2 separate regions of the Homo sapiens genome follow, and region 1 is linked to region 2. A link is an interaction called in ENCODE POLR2A ChIA-PET data of the cell type or tissue named here. Cell type or tissue: B cell. All regions are shown on one strand. Each heading gives the region's core, and the rest is flanking DNA. Links, peaks and the distances in the headings are about the cores only.

The links. Peaks named below come from ENCODE experiments on the same cell type or tissue, not always from the same donor. Only the 100,000 strongest peaks of a DNase experiment are listed, where the experiment ranks them.
Region 1: POLR2A ChIA-PET joins it to region 2 with 7 read pairs; 1 of 35 experiments calls an interaction of 5 or more read pairs at or near these places.

The regions. Positions count from the first base shown.
Region 1 is chr6:36,459,141-36,467,475 of GRCh38, forward strand. All of the region lies in intron 1 of KCTD20 (potassium channel tetramerization domain containing 20), which reads left to right. Among named protein-coding and RNA genes, the nearest start is that of KCTD20, 20 kb to the left of the region's middle. In B cell, for the core only: no CTCF peak of the experiment used is centred there; no DNase peak of the experiment used is centred there; H3K27ac peaks cover 764 bases.
Region 2 is chr6:37,375,801-37,384,135 of GRCh38, forward strand. It overlaps RNF8 (ring finger protein 8), which reads left to right. Exons shown (of 8, transcript NM_003958.4): 6 at 1,126-1,233; 7 at 5,350-5,554. Among named protein-coding and RNA genes, the nearest start is that of RNF8, 26 kb to the left of the region's middle. In B cell, for the core only: CTCF peaks have their summits at 5,853 (motif pointing right) and 6,062 (motif pointing left); DNase peaks (open chromatin) are centred at 491 and 5,891; H3K4me3 peaks cover 726 bases; H3K27ac peaks cover 930 bases.

The sequences.
Region 1 (8,335 bases), core at 47-8,046, 920 kb before region 2:
ATCTCTACTAAAAATACAAAAATTAGCCAGGGCTGGTGGCACGTGCCCATAATCCCAGCTACTCGGGAGGCTGAGGCAGGAGAATCGCTTGAACTCGGAGGCAGAGGTTGTAGTGAGCTGAGATCATGCCACTGCACTCCAGCCTGGGCAACAGAGCGAGACTCCGTCTCAAAAAAAAAGAAAAAGAAGATATCATTTAGGTACAAAGGATAGCCCTTCCCAAGGAAGCCTTACACTATATACCATAATTTTTCACTTCATATTTTAACATTTTTAAAATCAGGATGCATCTGAAAATTCTATTTAATACAATAGTGCTGCTTTTTCTTAAAAAGTTTTTAGATTGATGATGTCTTAGCGTCAAGTGTCTTAGGACTCAGAAAATGGTGTGTGGGTTACATTATCTACATTGGCCTAATTTTTGACAAGACTGCATGAAAACTTTTGACAGCAATTGGTGCTGGTCCTTGAACTAGATGACCTTTACACTGTTTTCTGACAGTGATTTGTGGATTGTTTATAAACATGAATTTTCTACATGTTAGCTCTGTTACTACAGTACTTTTGACAGCAATTGGTGCTGGTCCTTGAACTAGATGACCTTTATACTGTTTTCTGACAGTGATTTGTGGATTGTTTATAACATGAATTTTCTACATGTTAGCTCTGTTACTATAGTACTGATTTATGGATCTGTCCTCTAAAGCCTTCAACTCTTTTCTTGCTATATAAATGCTTAGCTCTTTTCTATAAAATAGTCAACTGTATTTACTAATATACTTTTAATTTTTTAATTGCACTGCTTTAAAAAATGTTATTACTAAAAGTATATCCCTTGGATTTCCTAGAAGTTTGTCTTTAAATTATTCTTTACAGCCTATGCAGTTGTTCCTTTAGAGAGTTTTAGGTAATAGCCAAGTAGAGGAGTATCCTGGACACTGAAGACCTTACCCTGGAAATTCTATTATATGTTGACCAGCTTTTTTGTAGGAGTCGTGAGCTTTCTTTGACCTATTATGTGCCTTGGATTGTTCTCCTTAAGGTTTCATTAGAATGACCTTAACTAGTTAAGTTCAATCAAAAGAGGAAGCACCCCACATGGAAATTATAGAATTCCATCTAACCAGTATTTAGGTAATAAAGTTGAAAGAAGTTACAGCAGAATTAGATCTCTCTTTTTTTTTCCCGAGACTGAGCCTGTAGCCCAGGCTGGAGTGCAGTGGAATGATCTCAGCTCAGTGCAACCTCCACCTCACAGATTCCAGCGATTCTCCTGCCTCGGCCTCCCGAGTAGTTAGAACTACAGGTGCCCACCATCACACCCAGCTAATTTTTTGTATTTTTAATAGAGACGGGGTTTCACCATGTTGGCCAGGCTGGTTTCGAACTGCTGACCTCAAGTGATCCGCCCACCTCAGCCTCCCAAAGTGTTGGGATTACAGGCGTGAGCCACCGCACCCAGCCTCACAATTAGAACTTAATTTGAACTCAGATTGTAAAATCAACCCCCATCTGGAGGTATTTGATTTAGAGGCTCTGTTGTAGCAATTATTTAAAGAGGAAAGGTGCTAGATGTGCCCATTATCAGCACAGGAAGATTATATGTCCTAGCCCCCGGTCTTCAGCTTGAAATCACATTTCCAGTCCTGTAAAACATACATAGAAATTTTGAAGTGATTTATACCTATAAGGAGCAGCGGCACTGCATGGTGGTAAACAGCATGGACTATGAAGCCAGAAGTCTGGCTCCACTGCTTGTTAGCTGTGTGACTGTGGGAACTTTCCTTAACCTCCTTCTTCCTTCAGTTTTCTTATGTGTAAAATGAGGGTAACAATGGCATCTACCTCATAAAGTTTTTTGAGTATTAAATAATATTTATAAAGTACTTAAATAATATATAGTGCATGATATGTGTTAAATCAATTAAGTTTAAGTCCATCTGGACTTAGGATGTAATGTTTGCAGTAATTTGACATATGAAAGAATCCAGCAGATTAATTTGTGATTCTCATTTAAGATATGTTCTTGAGTAATTTGGTTTAGATTTGATTATTAGTTGAAGAATGCTAGAAAACTTTGCTAAGTTTGAAAAGTGTTGTAATATTTAGGACCTTTTTATGTATACTATACTTATAAGTTTAATTTTTTAAACATCTACCAGAACTTTTTTAAAAAAGTACTTAAGGATTTGCTTGGTAGGCATTTGAAGTGCTAACACAGGAAAAGAGCATCTATTAAACTAAATGTAGTGAAGATGTTTGATGGGAATGCCAAATTTAGGGGATTCATGTTTTATATTTAAACTGGAGGTGGGTACAAGAGTTTTTATTATATGGTTCTTTAAATCTTTTTATATGTAGTACATTAATATTTTTAAATTAGGTAATTAGGCTGATACAGTTATAAAAAAACTAAGGGTCTTTAGACTGTTAATATACTGAATTTAAGGTCTTAATGTAAATCCAAGTAACTCACATAGCCTTTTATGTGCACAAAAGCTGTCTTTCAACGTTAAGTTATATTGACAAAAAAGTACTGTAACTCATATAGTCTTTTATGTAAGTTAAAAGCTGTCTTTCATCTAAGTTATATTGACAAAAACGTACTAAGGGTAGTAAGTTAGGAGTGTCAAATAGAGGAGACAGGAAAATTTATCCAAGCAATTCTAATCTTGTCACCCTGTCATTGTACTTTTATCTGTCAGCTTGTTAGCCTGGCCTGTGATTTGTAGAGAAGGAGGAAGGAAAAGGGAAGTGGAATCAGAGGAGTACGAGCTTTCCTGTGGAATTGTAATGCCTTCTTCTCTCCTGCTTCTCATTATGATTTTCTTCCAAGTAGAAATGAGGAGCAGAAATAGTCCTGTCCACAGATATCCTTTGAATTTTCTGCCTTGCCAAGCTTGTGTAGTTTTTTGCCTTAAATTCTATTTTGTAGGCTATTAATATAGCTTCACCAACTCTCTTTTGGGTATCTGCCCCTTTTCCATCCTTCACCATTTTTCTGTTGTGTTAGTTTCATGTATTTTCATAACCCTTGTGGAGTATGATGATAACAACCCTTCGTAGTCTGTTACATATATAGTTTTTCAAGTCTGTTGTCTTTGTTTATAGGATCCTTTGCCATACAAATGTTTTTAAATGTTTTGTGGTCAGATTTGTCTTTCTCATTTCGCTTTTGGGTTTTGGGTCTTGATTAAAAAGGCCTCCCAACCCCTAGATTGTAATCTCCTGTAACATTCTTGGAAAAGAATATTGTTGTGATTCAGCTTCTCATCTATGAAATGAAAAGACTATACTGAAACAGTAGTTCCCAAACATCGCCAGTCAGTGGGAGATCACTTGAGGAGCGTGTTACAAGTTCAGATTCTCCAGACCCAACTAAAGACTTATTGAATAAGAATCTCTGGGGAATGGGGCCCAAGAAGATGTTTTAACAAGTTCCTCTAAGTGATTCTGATTATCAGCTGGATTTGAGAACCATTGGACAATATGATCACTGAGGTCTCTTCTGATTCTAAAATATCATTTCTGTATTATGTAACTCTTAAATAATACATTATCTCAACAACTAGATTGTAAGCTCTTTGAAGGTAAGCAAGACTGTGTCTTAGGTAATACCCTTTTCTTCGCTGTCAGCCCACTAAGATACTTACTACCTCACTCCTAGACAATTTTAGTAACCTTCTCTTATAGCCCCTCCAGTCTGTCTGTGGTCTTATTTATCTTAAAGCAACATTTTGAACATGACACCTTCCTGCAGAAGCTTTGGCTACAAGACAGAATCCTATTTTACCTTATAATCTAAGTGCCTCTGTAAACTAGCCCCAACTTTTTGTCTTTAGCTTTACCCAAGGGAGTGTGTACAATTATCTAAGCTGTGCTTTATACAGCTCCTTAGATGATGATGTGCATGGTCTTCCCTGGAATTGTATGATATGGTGGTAACCTTGACTTTTCCCACCCTTTTGCATTAATCCTTCACTCTAGCCTGATTGGTTTACTTTCTTTCTCTTTCATATGGTAATAAAGCCTTGTTTATTCTTATTTTCCTGCCAGTTATTTGTCATTCATCTTGCCTGGAATGCCCTTTTTCCCTTTTCTGTATCTAATCTCTCCATATTAATAGCTACACAGTGGAGTATTATGCAGACATAATAAAGAATGAGGAATATGTGTATGAACTCCCATGGAGTGATTTCCAGGATATACTGTTAAGTAATATAACAAGGTACAAAATATGGTATTTTATTTGGTAGAATATGGTATTCTATCTTTTGTATAAGAGAAAAAAGGAGTTAAGAATATATGTATATGTACACACATACTTCCTTATGTCTGCAAAGAGAAACATTAAAGATAAACTAACAAAACCAATGCTATGGTTTGAATGTATATGTCCCTCCAAAATTGTTGTGTTGGAACTTAAACCCCCAAGGTGATACCATTAAGAGGGGAGGCCTTTAGGAGGTGATTAGGCCTTATAAAAGGGAATTGAAGGAACCTAGCTAGCCCTTCTCCTTCCATCATGTGAGGACGCCTGGATGCCATCATCTTTGAGGAACAGCCCTCACCAGATACCCAATTTGCCAGCACCCTAATCTTGCTTGGATTTCTCAGCCTCCAGAACTGTGAGAAAAGAAATTTCTGTTCTTTATGAATTACCCAGTCTCAGGCATTTTGTTTATAGCAGCACAAATGGACTAAGACAACTGGTTATCTGTAGGGAATAAATAGGAACAGATTGAGAGGGAAAAAGGGGAAGGACAGAGACTTCTCTGAACATTCCTTTTTTATGAGTCTTCAACTTCGGAACCATGTAAATGTTTTACATATTCAGGAAATACATTTTAAAAATAATGGGAAAATGCTATGATTGAATAAAAAGAGAAACAAAAGAACCTACCTTACAGAACATATAGAGAAAAAATACACAGTAACTTTTGAATATAGCATGCTGACTGTACATCCTTAGTGGGATATGCTTTAAGGACAAAAAGAACTGCTCCCTTGACCAAAACACCTAAACTTAGTAGGTTTATTGTTACTAGTAATTTGACATTATAATTCTGAAACTAGTCTATGAACCAAGAATTTCAATGTGAAGGAAAAGATACACTAATATAAAATGAGTTAGGAAAAACCAGTATTAAATTTGAACTGAAAACATCAGTATAAACTCTATTTATGAATGAATGAGAGAGACTGGGTCTTGCTCTGTCATGGGTTGGAGTGCAATGGCATGATAATGGGTTACTACAGCCTTGACCTCCCAGGCTCAAGTGATCCTCCTTCCACAGCCTCCTGAGCAGCTGGGACAACAAGTGTACACCATCACACACCAGCTAATTTCTTATCTTTTGTAGAGACTCAGTACTTTCGGAATATGATAGCCTCTTACTGTGAGTTCATAATAGTCCTAGAAGGAGGTCTTGTAGACATTTTAGATTTTCCCCATCCCCCTCTGTTTCCCCTCCCCCAAACTTCATCCCATTTTAACCTATTCCCAGAAATTCTGGGTGTCACCAGAGAGCATTATGTGCAGCAAAACAGAAAACCTGCTTAACAGAAAACATTAGCAGAGTTCTCATTAGCATGCATAAAGAAAAAGCACAATGGAACTAGACCAAGTGGTTTTCACATAAGAACAGACTGGAAGGGCTAGGATTTTTCAGTTTGGAATGAAGGTTTGGCAAAGATATAACTACTTCTTAAGTTTGATTATGGGATATGGGTTAAGGGCAGATTAGCTTATTTACCAAATTCTGTGGCATCCTACTTCATTTTCACCTCCCACCTCCTACACAGAGTGGAGATACGGTCCTAAGTATAAACAAGGGTACTGCCTTTTGAAAGATCATGTCCTTGCACTATTAACGGTATGAAATGGTGGCTCACGCCTGTAATCCCAGCACTTTGGGAGGCCAAGGTGGGTGGATCATGAGGTCAGGAGATCAAGACCATCCTAGCCAACATGATGAAACCCCGTCTGCACTAAAAATACAAAAATTAGCCGGGCGTGATGGTGCATGCCTGTAATCCCAGTTACTCAGGAGGCTGAGGCAGGAGAATTGCTTGAACCCGGGAGGCAGAGGTTGCAGTGAGCTGGGATCGTACCACTGCACTCCAGCCTGGGCAAGAAGGGTGAGATTCCGTCTCAAAAAAAAAAAAAAAAACAGTATGCAAGCATTATGCTTTTGAGATACATCAATATTATTGCCCCCATGCCATTCCAATTAGTTTTTTTTTGTTTTTTTTTTTTTTAATCTGAGTAGTTCAATGGTAGGATATTGAATTTATTTAAGGGAATAGTGATCTAGGTAAATATCTTGTTTTCTTCAGAAATAATTGATTAGGAGAAATTGCAAATAAGAAAATATATAAATTTATTATCTACAGGCTGTTGTGTGGATTCATACTCAAGATGATTGTTCTAGAGAGAAACCAGTACATTCTTTTTTAGGTGCAAGGAATATGTAGAGATAATTCCACTATCAAAGACTGTATATACATTTTCCAAGATGGGGAGATGATGGTGATAAAACTATTTTGCTGTTCCAGGTCAGTAAAATCAAGACTTAACAAAATATGGGCCTTCATGGGAGGCCTGTGAAATAAATAATAAAATATATACTCTTAAAATATATAGCTCCTCAGAGTGTATAAAATGCTTTCACAGAATGTATGGAAGTGAAGCATGAACTGGCTTGCTGGATGTTTTCTTTGCTTCACAGCTGTATATTCTGGGTTCCATTATTAATATACATTTTAACTCTTGCTGCCTTTCCAAAGCAGTCTCTTCAGTTACTGTTAAGCTATAACAGGGTGGTGAACCTCTGGTTCTTGCACATTGCTGTGACCTTCAGAGTTGTGTTGACCAAAAAATAGTTTTGCAGCAATAGAGAATTATATTGTTGTTGAAGTGTTTTGTTTCTTTTCTTTTTTTTTTTTTTGAGATGGAGTCTCTCTCTGTCACCCAGGCTGGGGTGCTCTAAGCTCACTGCAATCTCCGCCTCCTGGGTTCAAGCAATTCTCCTGCCTCAGCCTCCCGAGTAGCTGGGACTACAGGTGCACACCACCACACCCAGCTAATTTTTGTATTTTTAGTAGAGACGGGGTTTCACCATGTTGGCCAGGATGGTCTCGATCTCCTAACCTCAGGTGATCCGCCCACCTCAGCCTCCCAAAGGGCTGGGATGACAGGCATGAGCCACTGGGCCTGGCTGTGTTTTGCTGCTTTTTTTCTCTTTTTTTTTTTTTTTGAAACAGGGTCTTGCTCTGCTGCTCAGGCTGGAGTGCAGTGGTACAATCACAGCTCACTACAGCCTCGACCTCCTGGGCTTAAATCATCCTCCCGCCTCAGCTTCCCAAGTAGCTGGGACTACAGGCATGCACCACCATGTCTGGCTAATTTTTAAATTTTTTTTAGAGATGAGATCTTACTATATTACCCAGGCTGGTCTTGAACTCTCAGGCTCAAGAGATCCTCCTGCCTTGGCCTCCCAAAGTTCTGAGACTACAGGTGTGAGCCACTGCGCCTTGCCTTTTTTTCTTTCCTTTTTTTTTTCCCCGCCTTCAATCTGTTCTGAGGACGAAGATTCATTTGGGGGATGGCTACAGAAGTGAACCAGGGTAGGCAATGAAAATATCATTCAAAGTTGAATGAAGCGTCCATGCTGGAAGGGGAATAGAACCTTACTATTATATTTAAACTGCCTGCTCTGGTTTGTTGAAGAACTTGGTATCAGTTTGCTTCTTAGGTTTCATAAGTCAAGAGATTTTTGTTCCATCATTCTGGGATTTTAGAGGAAATAGAGTTTATAGGGGACTTTGGGAAATGCTGGGTTCGGTGATATCTGAAAGTATGTGCCATTAAACATTAATCCTGGGCTGGGTGTGGTCGTGCACACCTGTAATCCCAGCACTTTAGGAGGCCGAAGCGGGTGGATCACCTGAGGTCAGGAGTTTGAGACCAGCCTGGCCAACATGGTGAAACCCCGTGTCTACTAAAAATACAAAAATTAGCAGGGCGTGGTGGTGGGTGCCTGTAATCCCAGCTACTTGGGAGGCTGAGGCAGGAGAGTCGCTTGAACCCAGGAGGTGGAGGTTGCAGTGAGCTGAGATGGTGCCATTGCACTCCAGCCTGGGCAACAAGTGAAAGACTCCGAAAATCCTTCAGGATTTTTTTTTTTTTTTTTTTTTTTTTTTTTTTTTTTTTTGAGACGGAGTTTCGCACTTTCGCCCAGGCTGGAGTGCAATGGCGCCATCTCTGCTCACTGCAACCTCCACCTCCCAGGTTCATGCCATTCTCCTGCCTCAGCCTCCCGAGTAGCTGGGA
Region 2 (8,335 bases), core at 166-8,165:
CAAATGGCCTATCCTCTCCCCCTCAGGGGCTCTTAATGCTTTTTGTTTTGGGGGTGAAGTGCTAAAATAAATGTCTGCTTCAAGAGAGCATACGTAGGAGCCTCCTTAAAAAGTGTGTCCACACGCAGTCTGACCTCTTGGGGAAAGCCGGGGAGATGGTACTGCAGGCCTCTGCAGGAGTGGGAAGTGGCAGGTATCATAGAGCATGGAGCCTGAAGGTAATTCAAGAGGCCTGTCTCCAGCCTTCTGCCTCCAGAGGTGTACCTTACTTTACAGAAAAGGCAGCTGCAAAGAACACAGCAACTTTATAACTAATTCAAGTTTCCTGCCTCTGGACTATTCATGCCTCTTTTCTTGTCCAGTGAGTTTTTAATTGTTTGGGATAATCTTATGTAATGTCTGAACTACAGCTTGCTATAAACTACTTAATGTCCCATCTGGTCTTGGGTGGTTGGTGTGGTTAGTATGTCACCTGCATTTTTCTCATTTGATTAATTTTGGGGAAGGAGACAGAATTTGCAATGCAAATACTGAAAAAGTGGTGTTTTAGTCCATTCAGGCTACTACAAAAAAGACCCATAAACTGCGTAGCTTAAAAACAACAGAAATTTATTTCTCACAGTACTGGAGGTTGGGAAATCCAAGATCAAGATGCTGGCATGTTTGGTGTCTGGTGAGGGCTGTCTTCTGATTCGTAGATGGAGTCTTGCCATGTCTGTCCCTATATGGCGGAAGGGGCAAATGAGCTCTCCTTGGGCCCCTTTAAGGCCACTAACCCCATTTATGAGCATGGAGCCCTCATGACCTAGTCACCTCCCAAAGGCCCCACCTCTTAATACCATCACGTTTGAAAATAAGTTTCAACATGGGAATTTGGGAGGAAGCACAAACATTCAGACCATAGCAAGTAGGGAGAGGAAAGAAAGGAGGTTAGTGCTCTGTATTAGAAAACAATTATTGAAAAACAATAAGCCTTAGGGAAAGTGTTCTATTCTTAATGTTGCTGCACCAGAATGAATCACTCATTAAGACTGAATCCTCTTCTAAATAATTGACCCTGCTCCCTGTCCCATTTTGCATTTTTGTTGGTTCTCTGAATGACAGGTAGGATTGTGTGTCTTGCAGGAAGAGAAGGAGAAGATGCAAGCACAGAAGGAAGAAGTTCTTAGCCACATGAATGATGTGCTAGAGAATGAGCTCCAATGTATTATTTGTTCAGAATACTTCATTGAGGTAATTATGAACAGTTGCTCACCCCTTCTTTTTTTTTTTTTTTTTTTTTTTTTTTTGAGACAGAGTCTCACTCTGTCAACCCAGGCTAGAGTGCAGTGCCACAATCTCGGCTCACTGCAACCTCCACTTCCTGGGCTCAAGCAGTTCTTGTGCCTCAGCCTCCCAAGTAGCTGGGTCCCTTACAGGCACATGCCACCATGCCTGTCTAAGCTTTTGTATTTTTAGTAGACATGGGGTTTTGCCATGTTGGCTAGGCTAGTCTCGAACTCCTGACCTCAGGTGATCTGCCCACCTCAGCCTCCCAAAGTGCTGGGATTACAGGTGTGAGTCACCACACCCAGCCGACCCCTTCTTATTCTCCCAACCCTGAATGAAGCCTGGGCTACACAGGCTGCTTCTACTATAGGGGAACATTCTGAAGAGATTTTCTTCCAGGAACTTATAACTATTTGATTTCAAAGTCACCTCTAGAGATGACCACCTCTTATTTGTTTTTATAATCTTCTTTCCCTTCACTGTCCTTTTTTGGCATTTCATCTGTTCTTAAATGTTTATTTGGTATGATTAACATTTTGAGCTGCAATGAAGCCTTTATCTCTTTGTTGTTGAGGAGAAAACAGGGCCAAATTAGATTTTGGAAGTATCAGAATAAAGCTGCTCAATAAAAGCTATTCTTTCTTTACTCTGAATGGGCACTATGCCGAGAATATGCTTATAGTGCAACCTTTTAAACGAGGGGGTAAACGTCATTAAAATGTGGTCACTTTGGGAATTTACGGCCCAAGTTGAATATATTTCAGGGACTCTGAGGCTCCTTATGGAAATGAAACCTCTACCATTTGTTAGCCTATCATATTTTTGCACTGGCTTATTTATTTATTTGACAAATTCTGCTGTTTGTGACCAGTTCACCTTAGACCACAGATGTTAAATTCAAGTTGCTAAATGACAGTGCTATTCAGACTCCTTTAAAAAGAAGGCCAGGTGCAGTGGCTCACACCTGTAATCCCAGCACTTTGGAAGGCCAAGGCAAGAGGATCACCTGAGGTTAGGAGCTCGAGACCAGACTGGCCAACATGGTGAAACACCATCTCTACTAAAACTACAAAAATTAGCCAGACATGGTGGTGTGTGCATGTAGTCCCAGCTAGTCGGAAGGCTGAGGCAGGAGAATCACTTCAATTTGGGAGGCGGAGGCTACAGTGAGTCGAGATCACGCAACTGCACTTCAGCCTGGGTGACAGAGCAAGGCATGAAAAAAAAGAAAAAGAGAAAGAAAAATGTAGGCCGGGTGCAATGGCTCATGCCTATAATCCGAGCACTTTGGGAGGCCAAGGTGGGCGGATCACCTGAGGTCAAGAGTTCAAGATCAGCCTGGTCAACGTGGCAAAACCCCATCTTTACTAAAAATACAAAAATTAGCCAAGCATGGTGGCATGCACCTGTAATCCCAGCTACTCGGGAGGCTGAGGCAGGAGAATTGCTTGAACCCAGGAGGCAGAGCTTGCAGTGAGCTGATATCGCACCACTGCACTCCAGCATGGGTGACAGAGCGAGACTCCGTCTCAAAAAAAAAAAAAAAAAAAAAAAGAAAAACATATACACACAGCTTTCTTTTCTCAGGTGATCTTTAGGGAAGTTGGGTCTGTTAGCCTCTTGAAAAATCTCTCCTGGGCAGAACTGTTTCTTTTCCTCTGGGTCCGTTTGGACTTCAGATCGTAACTTCTCCCATAATTTCTAGTCATCTGATTCTCTACTTTGGAGAAGTTCTATGTTGTTTTGACAGGGCTTATGGACTCTATAAGAGGAAGACAAGGAACGGGGGTTGAAATAAATGATGAGTTAGCCAACCTGGAGCATCTGCAGAGACATATAAGACATAAACAACTTGACCCTGTGTTTTGTTTACAGAATACTGTCTTATCTACTCTACTGGTCACCTCTTAAAATTCGTCTCAGAAATATGTTTTATTTTATTTATTTATTTATTTGTTTATTTTTGAGACAGAGTCTCACTGTGTCACCCAGGCTGGAGTGCAGTGGCGCAATCTCGGCTCACTGCAGCCTCCTCCTCTTGGGTTCATGTGATCCTGCCTCAGCCTCCGGAGTAGCTGGGACTACAGGCACCCGCCACCACACCCAGCTAATTTTTTTGTATTTTTAGTAGAGATGGGATTTCATCATGTTGGCCAGGCTGGTCTCGAACTCCTGACCTCAGGTGATCTGCCTGCCTCGGCCTCCCAAAGTGCTGGGATTACAGTGAGCCTGGCCAGATGCTTCATTTTTATCAGATAGGTTTTCAGTACTGTTTATGAGAGCTTGTCTCATGTAATAAACACAATGTTTCCTAGCTTCTGTGCTCAACTTGGCATTTGAAAAATATGTAATATCTGTGTTATTTTGCACTGTTATCCTAAGAGCAGGAATGAGCATTTTTGAGCCTCAGAAAAAGTTGTATCTTAGGAGATGTACATAAACAAGAGTAACAAAGAAAAAGGTTTGTATTCTTCTGAGTGAAAAGGGCTCAGGCAGAAATTGACCAGAGGGATTACTCAGAGGAGCCCCACAAATACAGGCTTCCTTTTGCTTTCTCTCTTCATTGGCACATTACTTAGATATTCAGGCGTTGTCAACGAACCCACTACATTTTTACTTTTTTAGTTTCTTTTTTTGCCCAGCATTTTTAGTTGCCTTCTATATTATTTTACTTTTTTAGTTTTAGAGATGATGTCTTATATAATTCTGTATACTTAATATTTAGTATGTGTTCCCTTTCATATGTCAATTAGCAAGACATAAATTTGTTTTTCTTTTTAAAAAATTTGTTTTATAAAAGCATCAGATTGGTGGAAAATAATACTTTTTATTGTTTGTTTTTGTTTGTTTGTTTGTTTTTTCCAGACAGTGTCTCACTCTGTCGCCCAGGCTGGAGTGCAGTAACGCCATCATGGCTCACTGCAGCCTCTAGCTCCCAGGCTCTAGTGATCCTCCCACCCCAGCCTCCTGAGTAGCTGGGACCACAGACTGTGCCACCATGCCTGGCTATTTTTTTTTTCCTTTTTTTGTAGAGATAGGGTTTCATCATGTCTCTCAGACTGGTCTCAAATTCCTGGGCTCAAGCAGTCCACCTTCTTCAGCTCCCCAAGTGCTGGGATTACAGGTGTAAGCATTCACGCACTTAATAGTCCTACTCATATCCAATAACATTTTGTTTGCAAGGTGGCCAGCCCACATTGGGAGTGTGGTCTAAGTTGGTGGACTGAAAAAGACAAATCAGCCTGCCTGGAACCTGAGTCTGTGACCTTAACTTTAAGAAAAGAATTGTCTAACATAAAGCTTAAAATTTCCCAACCCAGGCCGGGCTTGGTGGCTCACACTTGTAATCCCAGCACTTTGGGAGGCCGAGGCGGGCAGATCACGAGGTCAGGAGATCGAGACCATCCTGGCTAACACGGTGAAACCCCGTCTCTACTAAAAATACAAAAAAATTAGCCGGGTGTAGTGGCAGGCGCCTGTAGTCCCAGCTACTCGGGAGGCTGAGGCAGGAGAATGGCGTGAACCCAGGAGGCGGAGTCTGCAGTGAGCCGAGATCGCGCCACTGCACTCCAGCCTGGGGGACAGAGTGAGACTCCGTCTCAAAAAAAAAAAAAAAAATTCCCCAACCCTAAAAACGATTTCTGCCTCTGTCACCCTGGCCGGAGTGCAGTGGTGTGATTTTGTCTCACTGCAACCTCCATCTCCTGGGTTCAAGCAATTCTCGTGCCTCAGCCACCCGAGTAGCTGGGATTACAGGTGTGCACCACTGTGACTGGCTAATATTCGTATTTTTAGTAGAGACGAGGTTTTACCATGTTGCCCAGGCTGGTCTCAAACTCCTGACCTCAGGTGACCCACCCACCTTGGCCTTCCGAAGTGCCAGGATTACAGGCATGAGCCATCATGCCCGGCCCAACCCCAAGAATGATTCTGATACTCTTTATAAGCCCTTAAGATGGGATTGTTGTTAATTTTCCATTTGGCCTTTGAAATTCACTCCTGTCCTAACTTTGAGATCACAAGCATCCTGAGAAAGTAAGCATGAAAGTTCTGATATGTGTGTCCACATTCCTACTGTAGGCTGTCACCTTGAACTGTGCCCACAGTTTCTGCTCCTACTGTATCAATGAATGGATGAAGCGGAAGATAGAATGCCCCATTTGTCGGAAGGACATTAAGTCCAAAACGTACTCTTTGGTTCTGGACAATTGCATTAATAAGATGGTAAATAATCTGAGCTCAGAAGTGAAAGAACGACGAATTGTTCTCATTAGGGAACGAAAAGGTGAGTGGGTGTGAGAATTCCTACCCCTCAAGAAAGGACTTATTTACTTCCAAACTTCAACAAATATTTTTGGAAAGAGAAAGAGTCAGATAAACAATTCTTGAACTAGGGAAGAGATGGAATAAATGGGGAGGAGTAAAGGGAGTTAAAGATAATGCAGGAGAGGAAGAGTTGAGATAGAATTAACCGCAACTGTTACTTGAGCAGCAGGGAAGTGGGAGGCTAAGTATGTGTGCCTTGGTTGTGGGGGGATAAAATGAAGATGTGATTTAAAAAAATACACACAGTCAGACGTTTTGCTGTACCAGTCACTAGATGGTGCTGTTGTCAAGACACTTCAGTTGCTGTCCAGGTGTTGAAAAAACCTTGAGTTAAGTATACAGTGAGTTATAAATAGGATAGTAGGGCCAGGAATCTGATGCTGACTTGCAAGCACCTGTGGTTTGAAACTGGCCCTCTGCTGGTCAGCCAGAATGGAGGCAGCAGGCTTGTCACAGAGGCTGAGCAGGACGTGTGTCTGAGCCTCTTATGCCCAAGGAAGACATTCTGACCTGTGGGAGGGCAGAGTAGACTTTGAAAGCTGGTTCTTTGGAACTGAAGTTTTACCACTTTACTAACAGCTGTATGCTACTGGGTTTTGTGCCTAAATTTAAGCCCCCACAGATTTTCACTTCCAAGAGCTACTTGATCTGACAGAATCCCATTGTTCTTCCTTTTCACCTCCCATCACTCCATAAGCATTTACAGGAATACTACACTAGGCATCAGGAGAAAAAGTTAAATAAGACATTATCTCAGCCCTTACGGCACAAACAGTCTGGCGGAGGAGATAGAAAGGCAAGTAGATAGTGTGATGAGTTCCTTATCAGGGTGCTATGAAACTTCAAAGGAAGGGACACACCTGATTTGGCCTGGGGAGGTGCAGGTATGGGAAAAAGCTTCATCAAGGAAATGACATTTGAATGAGCCTTAAAGGTTCCCTAGGAGGTTAGCTTTCTAAGGAGAGGCAGTAGCACAAGCAAAACACAGAGGCATGAGAAGCAGTGACCTGTCCTGCCCCAGTTCCCAGTGTGGCCCACACAAGACATAATATTCACATGATGTCAAGGCTTAGAAAGTATCTACGGAGGCTTTGTGAATTTTTTTTTCTTCCCTCTTTCCCTTTTTGAGAGGAGCAGTGATCTGGGAATCCAGATTTGGCCAAGATCAGCTGAGTCGGGGGACGGGGTTGGGGGGTGGACCTAGGGACACCCATGGGCTTTCTTCGCCCAGTCTACCACCTAAGTTCCTTCCCTGCAATCTAAGCATGGCAAATGGCTTCACAAAACATCAGGGAAAGAAAAGGCTGGGCACGGTGGCTCATGCCTGTAATCCCAGCACTTTGGGAGGCCAAGATGGGCAGATCACGAAGTCAGGAGTTCGAGACCAGCCTGGCCAACATGGTGAAAGCCCGTCTCTACTAAAAATACAAAAATTAGCCGGGCGTGGTGGCGCACACCAGTAGTCGCAGCTACTCAGGAGGCTGAGGCAAGAGAATCGTTTGAACCTGCAGAGGTTGCAGTGAGCCAAGATCGCACCACTGCACTCCAGCCTGGATGACAGAGCGGGACTCTGTCTCAAAAAAAAAAAAAAAAGGAAAGAAGGGCCCTGGGCCCTGTGTCCTAAGTTTACGTCTGACTCCTATTACACAGAGTTAATTCTGCAGAGTAATAACAGATCCCCCTTTTCTCTCCAAAGGCTAAAGAGGGTGTCTCTCACTTTTTTGGTAACACTAGGGGGCTACACAGTAAAATGAGTTAGCTTCCCTGTTACATGCATTGGCTGGGAGCACTTCTGGCACCCATCTTGGTTTCTGTAGTTATCACACTGAATGCAGCTTTGAAGTTTTCTCTAGAGACAGACAGGTTTTCTGAGACCTGATTTAGGGAAAGACATGCCAGAGCTATCAACAGCTTCACTGGGTTTAGAGAAAATTCTCAGTTTAAATACCAACCTTCCTTCCATATTCCAAGGCCAATTGAAAGCTGGTTTAATCCCTGTTGCATGGGAATTTTTAAAAAGGACCAAATTTAGGATCTGGAAACTAGGATTGGCAAGCCTGTAATTGTCAGAGTCCCATCACTGCAGGCCCTGGAGCAGGAATTGCTCTTATAAATTCAGAGGAGACCTGCCTGCCTGTGGCCACAGGGTGTTGCCCATGCAGACATGCCTGTATTCTGATTTCACCAAGAACAGCCTCACTTCTAGGCCTCCTGGGCTGGTTATTGAAGTTTCATATGTTAGTGGGAGGAGTAGAGTCTCATGACTGATTAGCCATTGATCTCTTGTGTGAGACCAGAGGAGAGGAAGAGGATGGGAGTGTTAGGATGCTGGGTCCTGAGTTGGAGATGGATGCTCTGGAGCTAGGACAGATAACAGACATTCAGTAAGTCTTGTATCATGAGTCACTGTGGCTCTCTGGGATATTGACATGAGATTTTTTCTGAATGGAAAAGTTTTTTTGAAATCCCCTATAGAGTATCTCCCTCTGGAGCTGGTGAGGTGAGAGAGCAGTCTTCTGTCAGCTCCTCCCCTCCCGTTTCTTCTGTTCTCATTCGATGTTAGTTGGTTGACAAGAGTGTTAAAACTCTTCTGTTTTGCTTTTCCTAGCGGTTTCTTTGGGTTGTACTCAGAAAAAAAACAAGCAATGTAGAAATAAAATCTCCTTGGTCCTTTAGAACAGTGATTTTCAACCAAGGGGCTTTTTCAAACTACATTCCTTAGCTCCCTTGCTACTATTTT